Regions from separate parts of the Homo sapiens genome. Here region 2 is linked to region 1. Evidence: chromatin loops called from intact Hi-C (ENCODE). Cell type or tissue: gastrocnemius medialis. All regions are shown on one strand. Each heading gives the region's core, and the rest is flanking DNA. Links, peaks and the distances in the headings are about the cores only. Region 1 overlaps JAZF1 (JAZF zinc finger 1). Region 2 overlaps HIBADH (3-hydroxyisobutyrate dehydrogenase).

Region 1 (12,249 bases), core at 1,585-9,584:
CCCTGCCTCTCCCCTCACACCCACCACAGGCCCGGGCATCTCATCATGCTTATAACCCCACAGGGCCCTCATCTCAGCTAGGCCTCCTCTAACAGTAGCTGCTCCTCTTCCAGACAGTGACGGCATTTTAATGAGGGCACTATAGAGCCTCTGAGCCCCGCAGGAGTGAACTGCATGCTGAAAGCTGCCGGTGCCTTCAGACCAAGCCAGTTGGCCATTTCCCTCTGCCTTTCTTTGCTGCAGACTGGACTGCCCTTGGTCAGAGGTAAAACCCATGCCCCTCGCCCCAGTGGCTTCTGATGGAGCAATGCCTCTGAGGTCAGCCTGGAGCTCTTGATGATGCATCAAGTCACTTACTTACCTCTTTCTTTTCCAACCTCTGAAGGAGTTAAAAACAGGTGGTGAAACCGACAGAATGGGGATTCAGAGGAAAGAGAGCTAAGAGGCCTGAACAACCCATAAACTGAATTTTAATCCCTAGAATAGTGGGACATTCACGGCTGCCCACATGTTTCTGAGGCTGGCTATTTTCACTCTGCTGTTTTAATGCCAACACCAAGGAATGTGTGTGGCAGCCAGCCTTCCCCTGACACCTTTGCCTTGGGTCTCACCCAGACCAAATGAGTGAGGATGAAGGGACAGGGGCCAAGGGGGCATTGTTTGTGAGTTCAAGAAACAACACTGAAAGCTTACTGGTTTGTTTTCTAGACCAAATACATCACCCTCATGTACCTGCTGGCTCCCCCTGCCCTTACTCATGCCATTATGTCATTTTTGACTGCTCTCCCTCCACTCCTCAGTGGAGTCAAACACAATCCCTCCCTAAAGAGCCTGTTGAAGTCCAAAAGGCAGCCCAGGGGATCGTTCTCTGCTTTCTTTTGTATCATTCATTCTTTCATTCAACCAATATTTATCGAAGACCTACTATGTGCCAGGTACTGTTCTAGGCACTAGAAATATGGCAGTGAATGACAAAAAAAGAGGATTTACATTCTGGGAAGGACAAGGGTCAATAAGGACATCACTAAGTATACATTGTTATGTGTACTATGTCAGATGGTAACTTCCAGGAAGAGAAACAGAACAGGGGAAGGGATGAAAGTGACAGCCATCCTACTCTCTTCACTGGCACTTAGGTTAAATATGCCATTATCTGGCCGGGCCCAATGGCTCACACCTATAATTCCAGCACTTTGGGAGGCTGAGGCAGGTGGATCACCCAAGGTCAGGAGTTCGAGACCAGCCTGACCAATACGGTGAAACCCCATCTCTACTAAACATACAAAAATTAGCCAGGCATGGTGGTGGGTGCCTGTAATCCCAACTACTCAGGAGGCTAAGGCAGGAGAATTGCTTGAACCTGGGAGGCAGAGGTTACAGTGAGCTGAGATCACACCACTGTACTCCAGCCTAGGCGACAGTGAGACTCTGTTTCAGAAAAAAAAAAAAAAAAAAGCCATTATTTAACTTAGTTAATGTTTTGTTTCCTCTTCAGCTAGATCCTCTATGTTCTCAAACAATAAGGGCTGTTTTCGGCTTCTTCCAGCATAGGATTGTACATACTGTCGCCGTTCAACCAATTCTGTTGAACAAAAAAACTTATACAGCTGATTCATATTTTAGAAACACAGACCTTCTGGGTGCAAAGGGAAGTCAGGAGATGAATTAATCCATGTGGAACTGCAGGCAGTGAGTCATCCATTCCACATCTATTTTCCAGCAGCCATGTCCTAGGCACATGAGTGCAGCACTGGCCAGATACTTGTGGGCTCACCAGTGAAATCCTGCCCTCGTGATGTGTACATTTTGGTGAAAAAGACCAGCAAATGATAAGTGATTACTTCTTTGTTTTTGTTGTTGTTGTTTGTTTGTTTGTTTGAGACAGAGTCTCGTTCTGTTGCCCAGGCTGGAGTGCAGTGGCACGATCTCGGTTCACTGCAACCTCCACCTCCGGGGTTCAAGCGATTCTTGTGTCTCAGCCTTCCAGGTAGCTGGGATTACAGGTGCCTGCCACCACGTCTGGCTAATTTTTTGTAATTTTAGTAGAGACAGGGTTTCACCATGTTGGTCAGTCTGGTCTCGAACTGATCTCGGGTGATCCGCCCACCTCAGCCTCCCAAAGTGGATAAGCAATTACCTCTATGAAGGAAACGGGCAGGGAGATGAAAAGGAGAAAAGCAACACGGAGGATAGGAAAAGCCTTTCCATGGAGATGATGTTCCAGCCAAGACAGGAAGGGGTAGAACGAGCCAGCGAGGCCAAGGGCAGGATGGGGGTGGGCAAGGATACTGAGAAACAGCTCCTGGAGGAGGAGTCGGCCAGGGCACAGGCCTGGAGGCGGAAATGTGCTGGGTGCATGGTCACAGAATCCAGTTAGTGTGGGGATGAGGCTGGGGAAGGCAGGAGCCAGCTTTCACAGGCCCTTGTGGGCCACCGTTGGGAGTGTGGGTTTCATTCTAGTGCAATGGAAAGACACAGGACAGTCTTAGCAGGAGAGAACACAAGATTTCTATTTTAAGAGGATCCCTCTGAAAAGACGGCCCCAGAATCACGGTGACTACATGTCACACTTTGCCAGGGACAGTGCCACTTTATACCCGTTGTCCTAGCATCATTATTAACAGCACCCCATTTCACTCTCCAAAGTGTTGCAGATTAAGGGAAAAATTATACAGTCATCCTATCCAGAACCCATTATTACAACTAACATGATTCACTGTTCTGAGAAACCTGATATGCTCTGTACCAGTCACATCCCCCCAAATACAGCAGAGGCTGAATACAACATATTCTATGGTGGGAAATTAAGCCTGTCCTCCAGCATCGCAATTATAAAAAGGTTCTACTGTGTTCTGGTGGTTTTTTTGAAAGACAGGAAGAAGAGAAAATTCTATAAACTTCGCTCCATGATGTATTCCACATTTTACAGCTGCTGCGAGGGGAAAACTTTTCCACAGATGAAATCTAAAATTTTCGTGGTTCAGTTGGAGTCTGTCCTCACTTGATATGGACAAAAAGGGCCAGTCATTGCTGTCTGTGCAGAGATCCTGAGAGTCCTGTTCTTGAAGAAGCCTGCCAAAGTCACCTCTGAGCAGCTCCAGGTTACATAAGCCCTGTTTCTCTAACCTCTCCTCTCAGGTCTTATTTTTCAAATGTTCAGTCATCCTTGTGGCTCCTCTGTTTATCCTTGCCAAGTTCTTCACACTGACACAGTACTTCTAAAGTTATACTCCAGAAGCCCTCTGCTATTTTCCCTACCAAATCTTTCCAGAAGCAAAGCCATTCTCCTCTGCATCTAAGCCATGGGCCAGGACACTGGAACCGGCGCTGACAAGCCACACTGTACCTCCTGCCTTGCTTCCACCTGTCCTCCTTGGACCAGACCACCTAAAGAGAGGATTAAGCATAATCTTACCGTGTCTGGGGGACAAAGGCACGTAGGGTGGCAACCTCTGCCGGCTTGGATTATGCCCCTTCTCATATTCCACCTTAGAATCTCAGAATGTTGGGGTAAACGCGACCTTAGCAACACTCTTTTCATTTGGTAGATTTATTGAAGGCAGATCCTACAAATTGCTCATAGATGGGACAGAACTCACCCTGGACCGTGGCCCTTCCCCTCTGCTTTGCTGCCCCTCCAACCACTTCATGGAAATGTTACCATCCTCTGATTGATTTATACTGAGCTGAATTTACATGTCTTTTCCTACCCCCCTCCTTGACTTTATTTAGCTTCTTGAGGGCAAATAATATATTTAATAGGTCTCTGTATTATTCACAACATGGCATCTTCCATGTAGCCAGGTCTCTGGGGAGATATTTGCTGAAACTCCTGAATGGATTCTTAAGACTCCTCCTTGCTTTATGATAGAGACAAGAGTAACACTCCCAGGCTTTTGGGGGTCACAGGCTCTGCGACAAACAGACCGGACTCCAAATCCAGGCTATGCCACTAGTTTCCAGGCTATGCCACTAGTTTACCAGCTAGTAGTTAACTAGTTGTAGGAAAGGTATTATAATTCATCTTTCTTCATCAGAATAATGGGTGCAATATACCTACCTCTTTCTGAGGGCTACAAAAGCCTACCTATGTTGCACAGAAATGCCTCAACAGACACATGTTCTGCCCTGAACACCACTTCTCCCTCTTTTGCTTGCTCTGCTCAGCTATTTTCCCTATAGGTTAAGCTTTTACCAAAAAAGAAAAAACATCCTAATAGTGCTGTTCTTACCAGAGATACCATTTTTTCCTCATGCTGAAACCCTCCTTAGATAAGAGATAAAACTATGCTGTAACTTATATCCTTTTGCAAATTTTTAAAGTAGAGTGCTGCGATAACACCAAAATGGGGGAATTCCTAAGGTGACTTGGGACATAAGTAGGAGTGAGGAAAGTATTTAAGCTTAGAGAGAAAAGCGAAGAGAAGCCTTCTGATGAGGTGTGAGCCCATGGAAAACGGCACAGGGAAAATGAATCGGAAATGCAGCCTGTGGGGTAACACTGCTGCAGAAGGAAACAAACGAGGAGAGCCAGCGCCTCCACGGTGCCTTCTCCTCCTGGAAGCAGGAGTTGAAGCCTATGACCCCTAGGACTGATCCCATACTGACATCTTGTGGTTACAAGTGTCATGACACTTACGTTGTCCTACGGCAGGCATGGACATGCATATTCGTACAACAACCATGTCTTCATTTCTCAGCATTTCAAAAGCATCAAACGTTTTCTCAACCCCAAGCTCCCTGTTCTCAGTAGAGGTAGAAGTGAGCGAAGGAACTGCTGATGAATGTGACACTGGCATTTGTCCCTCCCAACTGCATCCATGCTAGTGGCTGAAGCCTCTGCAGCCTTGGCTGAGCATCTCTTCTCCAGCACCCAAGGCTTCTTTAGGAGAATTACCAAAACTCACTGGTTGTTTTAAAAGTGAAATGAAAACTGCAGCTGCTCAGAGCTTTCAAATACCAACCGAACCACTCCCTCATGAAGTCTAAGGGAGGAAGTCAGGAAATAGAAAAGTAACCTGGTTCTTTGGAATTTCAAAATTAAATTTCTTTTCACAACCATACCCCGGAGCTACTCAGTAATGGAGGTGCTCCAGAAACCCTCCATCTTGCAGAATCCCAGATGGTCCTGAGTGCCTGCTGCATTCAAAGCACCTGGGGGATACTAGTGCACCTCAGAGGGCCCACGGTCCAACAAGGGATGGGCAGGACCCCATCACGGTGAAGTAAAGGAAGATTGGCAAGCGGCGGACACGGGCCGAGAGAGTTCTTGCAGGAGACATCAGGAAAGACTCCCATGGGAGAGCAGCATTTTTTCTTTTAGGATGAGCAGTGTGGGGCAAATAAAGTTGTGCATGAAGGCATTTATAGCAGGTGGTTAGAGTCACAGGCCTTAGGAATCAGACAAAACAGGATTTACGCCCAGGCCCATCACTTCCTAACTGTCCATCTGAACATGATCTGTGAGCTCTCAAAACCTTGTTTTCTTCCTCTGAAAAGCAGGGATGAAAATTCTGACTTAATGATGGAGTTGTGAGGAATGAGTAAAATAACGTGTAGAACTGATAACTCGGCACACACTAAGGACACACACCAGTTGCTAACAGCTGGAGGAGCAGCAGGAGTGCAGTGACGGGCAGGAAAGGCCGCCACCGCCTGTGGAAGTCAGGGGCAGGTGAAGACAGTGTGGACGTAGGACAAACAAAGACATGGTGGTGGGGCAGGGTCGGAGGACAGAGGCACTAGACACCAGGCAGGGCCTCCTGACCAGCTCTTGCTCCTCTCTGCTCTCCCAATGTGTCACCTGACTCTTCACTTGGTTTCTTTTTGCCTGTTTATATCCTCTCTCCCCAGGGATGTTATTTTGGCTTTCTGGAGACAAGGGCCCACAGTTCGTCACCATGGGTCCAGCAGAAGGCCCAGGTGCAGAGCAGACATTCACTGAACATTTGGCCTGGCCCCTGCCTGTGCTGGGTCACTTTCAGCAAATTAACTAACCTCTGTTAGAAGGCAGGTTTCTCTTCAGTAAAATTCAAACAAAGAAACAATACTTGCCTCTTTTGGTTGCTGTGAAGATTAAATGAGAAAATGCAAGTGAATGGACAAATGACTGGGAAAAGGCTCAATAAAAGATAACTGCTATGAGAGCCGCACCTGCTAGAGTCCTAGCTGCCAACTTCACAGAAAGCACTGAAGACTGTTTTCTATGAAACCCAGTCTCAAAGACCTAAGGATATGCTCAGATAAATCAGACAGCATTGAACAATATCGTCACAACAATATTTTCTAAGAGATTTGTTAAGAAAATTGGGTTTTCATCTGAATTTCTCCATATTATGTAACTTTCCCACTTCTTAAGCATAGCTTTCAAAAACACACCATGGCAGCACTGCCCTTAACTGCTTTTCCAGAAAAAATCTTTTCAAATTTCCACCAAAAGAATGCAGTTGGCACCACCTTTTCCTGACCGTTCTAACAAATGGATAAACTTTGCTGCAATGAGACAGTTTAGGACAACATCTGCTCCTATCTGCCAACAAAGTTCAGCTGTGGCTTCTGACACTAGGGGAAGAAAATCTCTTCCTTTAAAAAATAATAACATTTATACTTTTTTGTTGATCAAAAATAACAGATGACTACAGAAAAAGTGGAAAATCTAGAAAATTATAAAAAACAAGTTACCCATAATCAACTATCCAAACATAGTTCAGGCTGTGCATTTTACTATATCCTTTACTATTCTCTTAGTCTTCTTTGCATATATATTTTTAAAATGGAGTCAGTCTTATCTTTTCACTTATTATACCTGAAGATTTTCTTTAATATTTCACTGTTGTTGTTGTTTTTGTTGTTGTTTGTTTGTTTTGAGATGGAGTCTCTGTTGTCCAGGCTGGAGTGCAACGGCATGATCTTGGCTCACTGCAACCTCCGCTGCCCAGGTTCAAGTGATTCTCGTGTCTCAGCCTCCCGAGTAGCTGGGATTACAGGCACGTGCCACCATATTTCACTTTGTAAAAAATTACCAAATTACATAAAGCTGTGCTGGATGTCAGGCAGTATTGAAAGAGATGTGAGGTGAAGTCTTTATTCTCTAGAGGTCGGTGCTTCGTGAGGATACAAGACAAACACACAGGAAAAACAAATAATGGTATACAATAATGATGGTATACAAGAATGACTTAAGACAGGGGTAGTACAAACAACGTCTGTGAGGTTCACACCTAGATGAGATTACCATGGCCTAGAATGGCCTTGCAAGGACTCCATGAAGGAAGACAGAAACGAGTCCAGCCGTGAAGCATTGTAGTTCTATAGAAAATTTTGAAGTGATAATGACTAATTTACCTCCCTTTCTCCAATATACCGAAGGACAGATTCACTGAAGTAATTTCCCTTGCTAAGCCTTTGCTCTTATGGACAAAGCTGAGCTCCCACAAAAGCTGTTTTTCAAATATCATAAATGAGGATGTAAGTAATTCGAAACGATTTTCCAATTATGTTTGCATTCATGAGGAAAACTAAGGTTTTAAGAGAAAATAAAAAAGGTTATCTGAAGAATTAGAAGTGAATTCTGAAATTCCAGATTCCTGGTGTCTAAATAACACATAATACAAGAATTAGCAAGAATCTACTCCACACATGATATTGAAACTTGGAACCACTTAACAACCAAGCTTAATTCCTAGGACAGACCTTCCTGCTTAACCTGTATTCATCCACTCATCCATTCAGGAAATACTGTTAAGTATTTTAGAATGCGTGTTAATGAGTCCAGCACTGGGCTAGGCGCTAAGGCAAAGTGAACCATACGGACAGGTTCCTGCCCTCATGGAGTGGACAGTTTTAGTAAGAGAGAGGCTGACAGGTAGACAGACAATGACAGCCCAATGTAATAAATGCTTGGTAAATTAAGCTACCTTAAGGACTTATAGATGCTATAGATATAAATGCTTCATTAAGAAATGAGCACCTAGAAAAAACACTATATTAACCTACACTTGGAAAATTAGGAAAGCTTCTTAGAATAGATAACATTTAAGTTTAAGGAAGAAGAGCAGAAAGTCAGGAGCGGCAGTAAAAGAAATATCTAGGGCTAGGCACAGTGGCTCATGCCTGACATGCTAGCACTTTGGGAGGCCAAGGTGGGAGGATTGCTTGAGGTCAGGACTTCAAGACCAACCTGGGCAGCATAGCAAGACCCATCTCTAAAAAAAAAAAATAAAATAAAAAATTTAAAAATGAATATGGTGGCACCACCTGTAGTCCCAGCTACTCAGGAGGTTGCGGCGGAAGGACTGCTTAAGCCCACGAGGTTGAGGCTGCAGTGAGATGTAATCACGCCACCACATTCCAGTTTGGGTGATAGAACAAGACTCTGTCACAAAAAGAAAAACAAAGAGAGAGAGAGAGATGTTTAAGAAGAGAGAACAGCATATTAAAAGTTCTAAGGGAGAGAAAAAAACATGGTGAAAGAGTGGAAAAAAGATATTCAGAATGGCTGGGTCCAAGGGTGGAGAAAGGAGGATTTTGGTGAGCTAGAGGTATGCACATACATAACCAGGTGTGGGCATGTGTGTATACACACATACTCATTTAGACCTCAAAACAATCCTCCCATAATTATCATCATTTTGAAGATGAGGAAACAGGTATGAGAACACTAGTTGGTGATAAACAATAAGTAGCCAAAGGACCCTGAATGGAAGAGGGACATGATGAATTTTGCATCTCTGGCAAAATACCAATGATGCAGTGTAGAGAATGCTTTGGAAGATAGGAAGTGATGATAAAATCTTTATTAAGCTTCCCAGAGAGATTAAAGGGCTCACTTTCTGTCATCTGACATGCCATGCCCTGAGCCTGCAACTTGAGAGATCATGAAACGCAGACAGAACCTTTTCCTTCAAGGAGTTTATAATCTACCAGGGGCAACAAGCATATTGGGACACTGGGTGCTCTCTGTATTGCTTGACAAGGATTCCATAGACCAACTACTTTCTAAAGCACCATGACCAGCAGAATCATAGACTGAGGTTCCTTCTTTGAAAGACAGCCAAGCTTCTTGCAGGAAGAGAAAGCCCTGACCACAGGGAAACAGTGACCACAGCTACAGCCCAAGCTCTTCTCTGGGTCTGACAAACTCAGGACAATGGTTCTGTTCCCTAACACCTTTCTATAATCCCCAATCCTAACCTGGTGACCCAGCAACAATGTCCGTTGAGTGTCCAGGGCTGTTACTGGCTTAGTCACACTCTTCCCCTCTTGGGGTTTAGCTACTTTGTCACCTCCCTGCTGGAGAAATGCCACTTACCAATGATAGTGTTAAAGAACATTTGTCCTCATACTTAACAACAACCCAGTCAACCCTTTATTCTACTTTCTTCAAAGCTATGAGTAAGAAAGAGAAATTAAACTAAAATTTTCAGTGTAGGTAATACGTTCTCCATACAGCAACATCGTATCTAAATCCTTACAACCACCACCATGAGAAAAAGATGTGCTTGTCCTCACAAAACATGAAAACACGGGAAAAGGTAAATAGACTTGCTTTGGTCCACATGGCTAAATAAGAGCATAAGCAGTCTTCAAACCCAGTTCTGACTCCAAGGCCAGCCTCATTCTACTATGTTATTTAATTTTTCAGAAGTAAAATACGTCATTTAAAAACATACTATCTTTCTCAAGTTGGCAGTTAACGTGTTTGCTACAGAAGATTGGTCAAGAAACCAATCAGGGGTTTAAAATCCGACTTTGAAATTATATCCTCAACTCTTAAACCTTCATTTATGGTTCAGTGGTGTATTTAGTCTTGTCAATATGGCCCTTGCAGCAGCAGATGTTGGACTGATGTGAGATGGAAAAATTTTTGGCCAGGTTTCTGAAACCCTAAATTCTAGACCAGCTTACAGGTTCATGAGAGCTAGGGCGGAGCTGGGGTTACTCTAGCCAAATGCACACTGTTATTATTCAGAGCCTTGGCACCAAACTTTGCCAAGGTGCTGATAAATCAGGGTAGGTTATATGTCAATTAATTATAAGTAGAGGATCATATAATTCATTGTCCAAACTATTGGGACACAGTGAAAGGGAGTGTTATTAATAATGACAACAGGACAAATGTGTAATCCAGGTCTGGCCATGGCAAACCAACACTTATGGTCACCCTGGTCATAAGGAGCCCCTTTACCTTCTAGCTTAAGGCCTAGGTTACAGGAAGTCTAGAGGCCCCACTGGGTCTGGTTGCCCAGGCTCACACCCTCATCCTGTTGCTAATAGCAACAAGTGACTTCTAAAGATGAATCTAAGGAAAAATGCTCCACAGGAATAAAAGCTACAAAAGTATTCTTCTCTAAAGCCCAAAGTTAGCCCAAATCATCCACCCTAAACCTTGGAGCAGGGTAGGCTGCAGTGGAGGAAGTCTGTTTTTCTTACTACAATATCCTTCTCAAAAGAGGACTAAAAGAATAAGAGAATGCAGTGCAGACACAAGAGCTCTGAGCCTTTTGTGCACCAAACTGACAGTCCCTGGCACTTGTGGCCCAGTAATAGCCCTGATTTTGAACCTGTTCCAGCTGCTTTCCCCCTCAAGGCTCAGGTTCCTCCGGGTGACTGCAATGCTTCTAACGTATGTACAAAATGAATGTTGAAAATGCATTCCCCCTAGAATGTGCTACTCATAAGAATTCCTTGGTGTAGGGGAATCTAACCAATGGTGCAGGTATCATTTGTGTAACTAAGGTACCATGCAAAGGCTATATTTTCATGTTATAAAAATAGACCCAATTTCTTGCCCCTAACACAGAACTCTATACCCAGTAGTCATTTACTAAACGTTCTCTCAACTGAACAGGACCTAGTTAAGTATTCCTGAAGCCACCGGCACTGGAGAAGGGAGCCAGCACCTCCTTACTGGTGAGTGGTCAGGAGATGTCCGCAGAATGGCTTATGCCACAGAACTTACTGCACCGCTTACCTCAGTTTTCCACTGCATCAGGTCAGAAACTTATTTGATTTGCTGCCCCAAGTGGGCTTCACACCTTCCCTCCTATTCGCCAGTGTGTCTTTTTCCATTACCCGTGTTTAAAAACAGACTCTTTAATTTATGGGCATTTAGGGCTGGTGAAAGTCTCCAAGCTCTGCGCTCACCACAGACTCAGGCCCCTAAATGGTAACAGCTGAGCTGGCTTGTCAGGAGGGGTGAGGCCCCTTCTCCCATCCCTGGAGAAAACAGCCTGAATGAACAGACGTACTGACCCCAGCCCCATGCCAGTCTCAGGGGCTGCCCCACAAGTGGCTCACTTGGGGATAAGGGTTGTTGCTTCCACGGTGAAGAAGAAAATCCTTATTTGTGCCTGGAGAGTAGGAAAAAGTGGTTCCTACTGCTGGCCCTGGCCTGTTTCTGATCTCTCACAAGGGATGAAACACTGATAAGGACAGTCCTTTATTTGTGGGTTATGTTCTTGTTTGGTTATTAAAATACCCCTTATTTGTGAAATAATGTGGGACAGTAGGTGACATTTTAAAATGTCTTTCATTGGCAAAATAAAGAGTTACCATTGGCATATTGATAAAGTTTTTTGATAAAATTTTACTGCCCCATGAAATGCAAAAATCTGGGAAATACTTCCTTAGACTCCATGCCAAGGCTTCTGAAGAGCAGAGAAATGGGAACGTGGGTTGGGAGAGTGGGGAGAGCACTCTCATCTCAGAACTCCAATCTGCTGGCTGCAACATAAACATTAAATAACTAAGGGGGATGGCAACAAAGCTACCTTCATCACCTAGTCCAGGCCAGGCTGGGTACTTATATTATCTCAGTTAATCCTCACAATTACCCTGCAAAACAGACACTACATTTTCCATTTTATAGCTAAAGAATTAAATGTGCAGCTATGTACCATCAAAAAGTAGCTGTGGAAGGCTGGGATTCAGCCCCGATGCCTGTTTCTTTCCCTGATGCACTGGGTATGCAGTGGGGAAACAGGGCTATCAGCTTCACTGAACAGCAAAACAGAACTTTTGAATTAATCAGAGTTATGAAGGGACCCATTTCTGAATAGAGCCTATTACATTCTAAAACCCAGATGATCATGAAGACATTATAATGGAAGTTTGTTTATTCTCTATATTTTCTAATTGGTTTATTTGAAAGTTTGGTCTCAGGAACTGCTCTGCAAGGCTCTGGAAATGACTGAATCAAAACAAGCCCAAGTTCAATATGAAACAAGCAACCTATCTTCTGCAAAGCAA
Region 2 (12,249 bases), core at 2,825-10,824, 450 kb before region 1:
TGTCACAAGCACTCTGCTTTTGAACATATCCAGTGATTTTCTTCAAATTTCTAATTATTGTATTTTCCAGTTATAAAATTTCCATTTGGTTCTTTTTTATAGCTTCTTTTTCTTAACTGAGATTATTATTTCTTAAAGCATGGTTATAACAGCTGTTTTAAAATCACTGCCTAATATAAAACATCTGGGTAATCTCAGGGTTGGTATCTTGTCTCTTCCCTTGAGACTTAATCAGACTTTCCTGGTTCTTTTTGTGTCAAGTAATTTTGTATCATATCATGAACATTTGGGATATAAGATGCTATGAGACTCTGGGTCTTGCTCCAATTCTATGAAGAACAGGATGTATTTGAATCTGTCCTAGATGTGCATCAGCCAGGAGCCAGCCTGATATCTGGGTGGGCTATCTATCCCACAGCTACTTGGTATGCTGTTTAGGGTCAGATCTATGTTGTATGGCTCAAGGGTGGGCCCAGAAGTTCATACATAACATCATGCGGTCCCTTTATGAGCTCCCTCTTATCTGTGAAGGGCCCCACTCTCTGACACTCTACTACCCCACCTCCATCCCCCACTGCCACCCGGTCCTCTGACTAGAAAGTCTTGTACTTCCTGCAACTAGATCTGTCTCTGGGGCCAAACAGCAAGAGAATTAAAAAAAGAAAAAAGCAATAGGAATCATTCTACACTGTTTGGACCATAGTTCCTCTGATCAGAGAGGATTCACTTCCCTTGGATTTTTAAGTGTCTGGTTGGCTGCTGCTGCCACCACAAAACTGCAGGTTCAGAAGAGAGGATCATATGGCAGAGCTGGGAGGGAAGAAAAACAAGACAGAGCATTTCTTCCACTTTCTCTGTCTCATAGAGCCTCTCTTCCTGCTCCTTGGATCAGAAATTTCCCTTGGAATTCTTGTTGTTTGCACCTGTGCACAGTCCTAGGATTCATGCTGTCTTTGAATTCAGACTGGGAGATACAAAAAGTGGGGAAAGGATCCAGGAAACTCATTGCCAGAGCTTTTGTACTTAAAAGTTCTATTTTCCTTCTCCAGTCTATTTGCTATCATTTACCTTTCAGAGTCCTCAGACAGCTTCTCCAGGCACTCTGCCCAAGGTTTTTAGACACATTCAGTAGGAGAGAAAGGACAGTATATTTACTTCATCTTAACCACAACTGGAACCTACTATCATTCTTGGTTCTGTTGGATGCAAATTCTAAGGTGACAGTTACTTGTATTTTGATGATATTGTTCTACTGTTTTCTGGCTTCAGTTGTTCTTAGGAGGTCTGCTATTAACACAAAAGGCTACCTATTGTATGAATTCTACATGCATATGTACATGATATTTACATGATATTTTTACACGATATTCTAGAAGAGGCAAAACTATGGTATCAGAAAGCAAATCAGTGTTTACCTAGGGCTGAGGAAGGAACTGACTACAAAAAAGCATGCGGGGAGTTTCTGGAGTGATAGAAACTCCCCTCTGCCTTAAACGTGATGACGGTTACACGACTATATATAGTTGTCCAAATTCATCAATCTCTACACTTCAAACAGGTAAATTTTACTGTATATAAATTATACCTCAATAATGCTGGGGGCGGTGGGGGGAGTAAAAAGAAAGTATGGTATCAGTCTGTATTGTTCTTTTATAGGTAATGTGTCTTTTTTTCCCAGCTGCTTTACACGTTTGTATTTGGTACTGCGTAGTTTTACTATCATGTATTTAGTAAGATTTCTTTTTTAAAAAAATTTAAACTCCTATTTGATATACATTGTCCTTCCTGTTTCTGTGGGTTTATGTCAATTCTGAAAAATTCTCAGATATCATCATGTTGACCACTCTCTTCCCATTCTATCTAGAACTCCAATTAGATGCATGCATAACTTTTTCTTTCTAGCTTTCTATTCATGTCTCAACTTTTCTTTCATATTTTCCATTTCCAACTCTTTCTGTAGTACCTTTGGGTTATTTCTTTAGATATCTCATTTACTAATTCTCTCTCTTCTGCTCCCATATACCATTTATCTATTAATTTTTAAATTTCAATGATTTTTCTAAATTCGGTCATTTCTGACATTTTCTGGATCCTTATTCATTTTCAATCTATCTTTTATTTTTATTTTTTTTTGAGACGGAGTTTTGCTCTCGTTGCCCAAGCTGGAGTGCAATGGTGTGATCTTGGTCTACTGCAACCTCTGCCTCCCAGGTTCAAGTGATTCTCCTGCCTCAGACTCCCGAGTAGCTGGGATTACAGGCATGTGCCACCATGCCCGGCTAATTTTCTTGTATTTTTAGTAGAGACAGGATTTCTCCATGTTGGTCAGGCTGGTCTCAAACTCCTGACCTCAGGTGATCCACTTGCCTCAGCCACCCAAAGTGCTGGGACTACAGGCATGAGCCACTGCTCCAGGCTATCTTTTATTTCTTTAAATGTTTTATGTATAGTCATTTCATACTCTGTTTTGGAAACATCAGTATCTACAGTTCGTAGAGATTGAATATTTTTGTTTCTGTTGGCTTGTCTGGTGACCTGTCTCCCTTTGTGTCTGGTAATTTTTTTTTAACTGTGAGCTTACATTTATTGTACTTGATATTTATGAGTTCTAAGATTCCTGGATTAAGGATGATTTTCTCCAGAAAGAATTTTTATTCTTCTATGGATGACAAGTTCTAGCCCTACCAAATTAAGGTCTTAAATTTAATTATTGGTTGAGTATCTTCCCAATTGGATGAGTAATTTAAATTTGAACTCTATGCCCATAAATTCAGAGCTACTATTGTAAAGATTCAGGAGAAACTAATATACTTTATTTCTCAACCTGTAACCAGCATAGACAGACAGATTTCCTAGTTAGATTCTTTAACTAGCAGGCTTACGATCCATAGAACACCCTTTCTCCCAGAAGTTATGGCCTCTTTGGGCATTTGGCTTTGTTGGGGCCTAAGGGTTGGCTTTCTCACTTTGTGTGAGCATAGGGCCTAGGTTTCCATTACCCCATGATTGTTTTACTCACAAATGTTAACGTCCAGAGCCCCTGTTTTCTGGAATCAGCATTTGCTTCCAGGTCAGCCAGAGCTTCTGGCTTTATTTATTATTCTTATTTCAGATTACTACTCGATTATTTGGTCACTGAAGATCTCCATTCTCTAATGAGAAATGTAAAGTGCATTTAAAAGTACATTTATTGTAATTTATCCAGCCACCGGTATTTTATAGCAGCAGGGTATTTTAATATACCTAGTCTACCATATTGCCAGAAGCAGTAGATGGCTATGTAAAGAAACAAAACAGGTCCTTAAATGTCAAAGTAAAGAGTGATTTCCATTGTATTTTTATGCCAAGATACTTTTAACTGTTTTCTCATAATAAAACAGGTTTCATCTTTACCATTAGCACCTTCATTATTACAGCAGAATGTTGCTTTTATGACATCTATTTTTACAAATGAAATCAAGAAATTTCATCCAACTACATACAGCAGTCAATCATGTTAATGAAGACTTTCCATGAAAGTAATCTACAAGAAACATTAGGTACTTGAAATCTCTAGATCACTTCAATTTTGTGCTTTTGTTTTAAATATCTCATAAAAATATTTATTATCCACGAATCAAGTATTTACTGAATATCTTCTGTATACAAGGAACCCACTCTCAGCTCTTCAGGGTATACAAAAATAATTAATATGCAATTCTTGCTCAAATTAAGAATTTGATTTGGTGAGCCAGACTATTACTGCATTATAAAATTAACTTTAATACACAAAATATTGTCATACAAAAGTTAAAATGTTCAAAATTCCAAGAAGAGAAATATCACATTCATTTGGGGCATAAAACTACAACAGAAGAGTAAAAGAAGCTTCACTAAAAAGATCAGATCAATATGGGCCATGAAAGATGATTAAGATTATATATACTGGTAAGAAACGACTAGGGACAGAGAAAGAAATTCTGTGTAAAGTGATCTGCAAAAGCAAACGCATAAAGGCGAAAAAAGTAGGGAATTTGTGCAGAAAATTGTAAGTAGCTGAATTTAGAACAAACAAAACTCCAGATACACTGACTCTCATTTAATCTTCAAACATGCCATGCCCTTTTCTAATTCTCAACTTTGAATACTATCTCTTCTTGGAATGTCCTCATCCAGCCCCATAATACATGGTAAACATGGATTACTTCTTCAGGAAAGCAACTGCCTAGCAATCAGATCTGGTAAATGTGGATGACCCTAACTACATCATCGTCTTATCATGGAACTTCTTTATATCTCTGTTATGGCAATTACCGATCCATACTGTAACACAGTATCTTTTTCCATGCCCATCTCACTGATTAGACATCGTCTAGACTAGACTAGAGTATGAGCTTCTTGAGAGCAAAGACCATGACTTATTCTAACAAAGTGGCTGATATATGCATTATTCTAAAAACAGGAGTGGAAGAAGTATAGGAAAAAAGGAACGAGAAAAATTCTGTAAATTTCCTTGCATGTATTTAACAAACTTTGACAGGTAGTGCAGAACCAGAATATGTCACTGGCTAAGAGAAAAATGTAGCGGCAGACTCTCTAAGGCTGTGTCCTGTCCCACAGAGTAGCTACTAGCAACATGTGGCTGCTGAGAACTTAAAATATAGCTAGTTCACATTCAGATGTGCTTTAAGTGTAAAACACACATATTTCAAAGACTTAGTATGAAAAAATGTGAAGTATCTGAATAAATTTTATATTGATTACATGTTGAAATTATGTTTTTGATATACTGGGTTAAATAAAATGTATTCCTGAAATTATCCTCACCTGTGTTTCTTATTACTTTTCTAATGTGACTACTAAAAAATTTTAAATTACACATGTGGCTTATATTACATTTCTATTGGACAGTGCTACTTTCAGAATTTGAACCTAAAAGATTAGAAAAACTGAAATTGTAATATACTATAGAGGACCAAGAGCTAGAGCTGGTTTTACTGAAATGAAAAAGTTTGACTCCAAAAATGAGCTTGATTGAAGGAGTCCAATAAATAAAAATGCAGATCCAGAAATCAGAAAAGTCTGTGATGGAAATACAGAGTTAGAAAATCTCTTTAGAAATTAGATAGTTGGAATTTTGGAAAAGCAGGTGAATCCCCAGAGAAAATTTCAGATCCCACAGCTTAGAAAAGGGGAGGAAGAGATAGCAGGTGATTTTTTTTTTCCTCAAAGGATAGGATAGGAGGGGCTGGTATCCCACGAAGAATCTCTGAAATCATTTCCCACAGAAATATGATGCTAATTGTGTTATAATTTAGGGATATTCTCAATATATGTGAGGTTGAAAATAATAGGGACCTAAATATATTAGAAAATATTTTTTCCAAGGAAAGTACATTCCAAACTCCAAACAGGTAACTCTTTACCTTTTTTATTTGTAAACAAACAAGCTTGCAAGTTAGCTTCTGTCATAACTAAGTACATAGATAGGTTCAGACATGCAAAACTTTATTATTGCTGCTCTAATAGAGAAAAAAAGTGGTTATGCACACCTCCCCCTCTAATAATAATGAAATTTACATACTGTACTCAGCCACTGGAACTAATACTTGAAAAGAGCCCCCAAAATATAGTTCAAGTTCAAAATCCATGTATCTTCCACATCTCTTATTTTTACCAAAACACAAGCAATCTGGAGCTGTTATAAGCAAAAGACTGTTTTAACAAAACTCAATTTCTTCAAAATAGAGCTATGTACATACAAAATGAACATACCATTTTAAATTATAAAATACATTTTCCTCTCATTTAGGAGATTTAATAGAGAACTGTTTGTATTCCCAGTGATATTATAAAGCAGGTAATCGAGAAGGGCAAGCTGACTACTATTCTTATGTGTTCAGACAGAGCTCAACTTATTGGACAAAGGCTTATCTTATCTTTTGTAGATGAGAGTTCTAGGATATCCCATGACCTTCCCTAATATTACAAACCTTAGCATTATAAAATTATTTTACTTTTCCCAGAATAAAATTAGAAAGCCAGATACTCTGCCAAATAGGTTTTTTAATTGGAAATTTTAGCACTCTTGATTTATTTGTCAAGAATCTCTGGACTTACAGTGTAGCTGAGAACATAGGTATACAGTAATTACAATGTAGGTGAGACCCTAACCTGTCATGGTGCTTCACAGGGAGGGTGACTTTTACCTAAGGAGAGATCACAGGAGGTGGCATCTACATTGGGACTTGAGTAAATAAGGTAAATATTTAAGAATTAGTGAATAGTCCAGTTTGGTTAGAATTTAAGGCATGTGGAAAGAAGTAGCAGAAAATAAGAATGGAAAAGTAAGTTGGATCCAGAGTGTGGAGAGCCTTGAATGGCAGGCTGAGAAGGAAGACTGGGCTGGACTGGGTGAGCATCAGGAACCAGAGAAAGTTTCTGAACAATTTATCAGAAGTATATCTTGGGCAGACTGAAATCTCAGAACAGTGAGGTGGATATAACTGTATAGCAGTGGCATAGCAGCAGGGATGGTAAAAGCAGCAAGAAGTAGAGGAAGTCCGAGCAATGGTGTGATGTGCCTGCTTTCTAAGAAATAATGCACAGGGCTGTTTTCAAAAAAAGGAAACACATGTGCACATGTTGTTTTTTCCCTAAGATCATGAGGCCTCCTCTTGAGCAACTAGCCTAGCCTGTAAGGAGGAAAACAGTTTTTATCATGTAAGTACGGAAATCTGCTTTTTCCTGAATGGATTCTGGGCTGGACAGCCTGAAGACAGCCATCTGCTCGCAGCAACAGCAGCAGCAGCATGCTTGCTTATATGCATACAATCTTCCTTTGCACTGCTGGTTGGCTCAGCTCAAGTTGCCCACCCTAGGATTACTTTAACATATGCAGTAAAAGTCACATTCTTCTACTCATTGAATCAAGGCTGGAAAGCTTGAGAAGAAACATTCAATCACTGACAAAATAAAGTGGAAAAGGAATCCAAAGGAGGGAAGGAAAGAAATAAGACAGCAGAGAAAGGGATGGGAGCAACGGAAACCAAGAATGAAGCAGGAAGACAAGACATGAGGGAGGAGGAGGAACTGATCATAACCATTACACCTATGTTCACTTAAAAGTAATTGTTATTTAGAGTAAAACTTTATTTCCAAAAACTGTGTGGATGTGGAGGCGGTAACAAGGTTAATTATGTCTCATAATTAGTAATTAAGATTATATAACAAAGCCTTTGGCAATGTTCTATTCTAATGATGGAGGGCCAACATCAGAGAAATATAATAGTGCATTAGCATAACCACATATGCAAAGTACACAAAACCATTTCCAAAGTTAACTTGTCATTGAATGATTAAATATGAATTCATAATTAGAAAAATCCACACTGTAATTTATTGGCTCTCCTGACTGTTCTGGTTCATTAAAAGTTGATTACTAAACAGTGACCTCTAGTGGCCCATAATTTTCCAATGCTATATTGTTTCTCTTAAAGAGTCAGCATAGATTTGAAGAACCTATTTACCCTAAATAAGGCAATTACTTTGAAGATGTTAATATTCCTTTTCATTATAAAGGGAAATATTCCTTTTTCCTATACTTAGCTCCTTAAAGTATATTCTGGCAAATACAAAATGCCAAAAAGCTCTCCTGCTTCTACCCAAGTGTCACACATTCATTAACAAATTATGATCGAGCACCTATTTGTGAAACCGTGGGGCTGGGTGTTTGGGGTATTTTATTAATAATTAGAAACTGACTTCACTAATTCTTTACTATCCAATAAGAAATGAAATCAACATTAATACAATTGTCATGCTACTATCTATTCACTGCCTATACACACGGGACACACTGAAAACATACTTGATTTTAAAATTCAAAGACACCAACAATTTCTGATTCAATGCATACCAAATTACTAAGGTTTATCTTAAAAGGCAATAGATTAACAACTGTAAAAAACAAATCCAGCTCATCTCTTAAATTTTTCTTAAAGAGATTTCTATAACAATGACCTTTCGGAAGAAATTACTTCTACAGCACATTTGTGAACTTTCCAAGCATCATTTCTCTCTTTTTTTTTTTTTTGAGATGGAGTTTCGCTCTTGTTGCCCAGGCTGAAGGGCAGTGGCATGATTTCGGCTCACCACAACCTCCGCCTCCCGGGTTCAAGCAATTCTCCTACCTCATCCTCCCAGGTAGCTGGGATTACAGGCATGCGCCACCACACCTGACTTATTTTTTATTTTTAGTGGAGATGGGGTTTCTCCATGTTGGCCATGCTGGTCTTGAACTCCTGACCTCAGGTGATCTGCCGACCTCGGCCTCCCAAAGTGCTGGGATTACCGGCATGAGCCACTGTGCCTGGCCAAGCATCATTTCTCTCTTAAAATGAATACAAATCTTTTTAAAAGACCCATATCCTTGTAATAATAATTTATGTTAAATTTAAACCCAATTTAAAAATCCATAAATATATTTGTTTTTATTACTTGCAACCCAGGTACACTCATTATGAAAACAAGGTTTCAGAAAGGCTCGCAATATAAAGAGAAGACTTTGGGTGTGTTATTAAAAGGATTATATATCCCTTCATCCCCCCAAATCAGTCAAGATAATCATCCTCGTTCCCTAAAGTAGTGGCAATGCTGTAGCATCCTTTAAGAATGTAGGTAAGCCTCCAAAAAAATTTGAGATGTAAATAAAAGAAACAAATATACTTCCCTGATGTACCATTGCTGCAGAACACATGGGTGTGGAGTGCCAATTGTTTCTGTAATGATTTAATATAGTAGCTGGATAATGAGTTGTACCTTCTGCAACAACTGAATCACCATTTAATGCTATTATCAACAGTTCATGACCCACCAGCAAGAAATGTCAACCTGATTAATCTAAACACTGCTGACCTCAAAAAAAACCTTACTCCTCACAGAATACTGTTATTAGCATCCATTGTTCATTAGAATGAACATATATAAATCAAATCATTAAATAGTTTAGAGAGTTCAGTATGCTAATTTTGCTAAGTGAGAGTTAATAGGGTTCTGAAAATGTGGAGCTGAAGACATTACTTAAGCATGAATATTTGTTAAAACTAAGAGAATCTTTTTTTTGAAGATACATTATTTTATAAGTTCAATATGTCAATGAAAATATTTGTTTTCTTAGTATTGTACATTAGGGTTACAGTAAGATTTCATTTTGGTTCTAAAGTTCAATGTTTAGATTTTTTTTTTTTTTGAGACAGTTTCGCTTTGTTGCGCAAGCTGGAGTGCAGTGGCACGATCTCAGCTCACTGCAACCTCCGCCTCCCAGGTTCAAGCAATTCTCATGCCTCAGACTCCTGATAGCTGAGATTACAGGCGCCCACCACCACACCTGGCTGATTTTTTTTGTATTTTAGTAGAGACAGGGTTTCACCATGTTGCCTAGGCTAGTCTCAAACTCCGGAACTCAGGCAATCCGCCTGTCTCGGCCTCCTGAAGTGCCAGGATTACAGATGTGAGCCACCGCGCCCAGCCAAATTCTTACTTCTTAACATAAATTTCAAAAATAACCAGATTATATTTAGAGCGCATATTGGACACTGATTTTTACTAAAAATAAAACCACATTTTTTTTTGTTGTTACAATAAGCTAGGTCTTCAGTACCCACAAAAGTAGTCAAACTCTGCTTCCTTGCACCTGAGTTGAGAGGTTAGGACTCTAAGAAAAGCAGGTGCAAGCAGGCAGAACAAGTCAAGATTCTCTATAACTGAATACTACACTTCTTAAAAAATAATCAGACTCTATATGGTAACCAGAAAGATTTAACCTAAAATTAACAGTAAGAAAATAATCAGACAAATCAAGAATGAGGAACATTTCATAAAATAACTGGTCTAGACTCCAGAAATGTCAAGATAGATTATTTTTATTTTTAAAGGGAGGGCATGGGAACTGTTTTAGATTAAAGAAAGATGAAGAAACAAAACAACTAAATGTAACATATGAACTTTTATTAGATGCTGGATCAAAGAAAATTAGAAAATCCAGTTATTTGGGGGACAACTGAGAAAATTTGAATATGGGTTATATATTAGATGGCACTGAATCAAAGTCAAATTTCTTGGGTGTGATAGTAGTTTTGGAGTTATGTCCCTATTCTCAGACGATATATACTAAAAGTATTTAAGGCTGAATGGTTCCACCAAAAACAAAAATTATGTGGCACGGGGCTGAAGGGGGCAAGAGAGAACACATAAATTGAAATTTAAAATATAACAAATAATTACATAGCAGAGCACTGATACCACACATAAAGAGAATCTCTATACACCCATTATTTAGAAATGTTTCATGAATTCTATTTTTACTGTGTCTTCCAAAAGGGCAGAAAGTGAAGGAGGAAAAACTTTGGTCCCAAATACCAATGAAGGTAGTTATCTTTTGATTTACAAAAACAGATATTTTATTGAAACATCTGAGTCAAATTTCTATAAACTGAATACTTAACCATTACTTCGTATTATTACATTGCTGAGTTACTCTGTATCTCCACTTTAACAAGCAGGTTTACTTATGTGCTTTCTGTCTCTAGTGGCTCTGAGTTTGCCCTGGCAATAGCTTTCCAAGTAAATGACTAACCACATTAATGGTGTTTGTTCTGGGGTATCCACCACAACATTACGTTTAGAAATGACCTAGCTGAGTTCTATTTTAGGGTTGTCCTACAAATAAAAACACAGCCACCAAAAAAGCAGCGAGGTATCTTTACCATAATACCATTTGACTCACATTAGTAAGAACTGCAGGATTCATGGACTGGTTCTATAACCTACTGCCATGCTACTAAGTTATAGCCCAAGAAAATCCATAGTACTTGCTCCCATACAAAAACCGCACTGCATGTATTTCAAAATACATGAGAGTCTGTTTGAACAGCCACACTTCTACAAATTAGGATTAAGGGAAAAGAGATATAGAACTAAATTAAAATACATGTGGCTGTTTTCTACGATTTTTCATGAAACACAGGTGTCAAGGAAACAAACATGTTTCCCCTGATTTTAATGAAAGAAATGCAATCAATTATATTGAGACTATACTAGGCATTTCTCAATACAAGAATCATGCCCAGATTCACTTCAGTGAGAAAAAGTGATGGAGCAGGCAGTTGAACTCAGGTCTTCCAAGTAGCAGTAATGAGTAAAATGAACAGTTCTGGATTTGTACAGATCTATTCACTTGTGAAACTGCCACCAGAGAAATTCATTTGAAAAGCAAAGCTTAACCACTTAGAAATCAGAAAAATCTCAGTTCCCAATAACAACAACAACAACAAAAATCCAGATAACTAGGACTGTGTGCATAAAAATGCTAGGAAAAGTTTTCAGGTGAGGATAGTTACAGTAAATCAGCAGAAAACTCTTTAAATGAACATTGTAAGATGAACAGTTTAGCTCCAATTTGATCATAAAACACAAGGAAAGATTATTTATTAAGCTCTTCAGAGCTTGTACTGCAATTTATATCTTTTTTACCAGAAAGATTCATTTGTTCATTTATCCATTCACTCATCTATCCATTAAACACAAGACTGAGTGCCTACTATTGGATTATGTATTGTTACAGGCATTGAGAATACAGCAATGAGCAAGAGAACAAATCTTTGGTCTGTGGAGTTTACATTCTAGCAGAGTGGTTCTCAATCTCAACTACCTATTAAGGAACAACTCCTAGAAATTGATTTAATGGGGAAGAAGGTAAGAGAGGTGGAGATCAAAGCAGAAGTAGAAAGGCTGACTTCAGAGACCACTGCTGCTTGGCCAATTCTAACAGGAGGATAGGCAGAGTACATGCATACAAATGCATGCAGGTTAAGGGGTAGGCGATCATGTGGAAGTTCTTTCACGACTGTGTCTATTCTCAGTGAAAGTAAAAAGGAAAGGTCATCAGCTGACACTGCGTGAGGATACCAGAGGCATAGAGACAAGAGAAGGTGTGAAATAATTGTTTAGGTGATGGAAAAGAATGAATGGACTAAGGAAATGAAGGGGAACTGTCAAGCAGCCCTAAGGGCCAACTTGGGATTAGTGATCATTAATTTAAAATTCAAGCCAGACCAACATGGTCATCCATTTACTCCAACCATGTTCAGCTACTCAAGGGCCAATGCAGAGCAAATGAACAGTTGGATTTGACCAGGGGTGGGGTCAAATTCAATAGAGGAAGGAAGAACGAGGAAGCTGAGGATGTGTAATCATGTACGGTGGAATATA

Evidence for each region. A loop is a pair of places that touch in the nucleus more often than their neighbours do. Peaks named below come from ENCODE experiments on the same cell type or tissue, not always from the same donor. Only the 100,000 strongest peaks of a DNase experiment are listed, where the experiment ranks them.
Region 2: it touches region 1 in a loop (2.6-fold over the local background); 9 of 110 quality-filtered maps call a loop at or near these places.

Annotation. Positions count from the first base shown.
Region 1 is chr7:28,015,914-28,028,162 of GRCh38, forward strand. The region is part of intron 1 of JAZF1 (JAZF zinc finger 1); the gene reads right to left. Among named protein-coding and RNA genes, the nearest start is that of JAZF1-AS1, 160 kb to the right of the region's middle. In gastrocnemius medialis, for the core only: a CTCF peak has its summit at 4,619 (motif pointing left); DNase peaks (open chromatin) are centred at 4,568 and 5,182; H3K27ac peaks cover 1,522 bases.
Region 2 is chr7:27,569,107-27,581,355 of GRCh38, forward strand. All of the region lies in intron 4 of HIBADH (3-hydroxyisobutyrate dehydrogenase), which reads right to left. Among named protein-coding and RNA genes, the nearest start is that of TSL, 41 kb to the right of the region's middle. In gastrocnemius medialis, for the core only: a CTCF peak has its summit at 7,417 (motif pointing left); no DNase peak of the experiment used is centred there.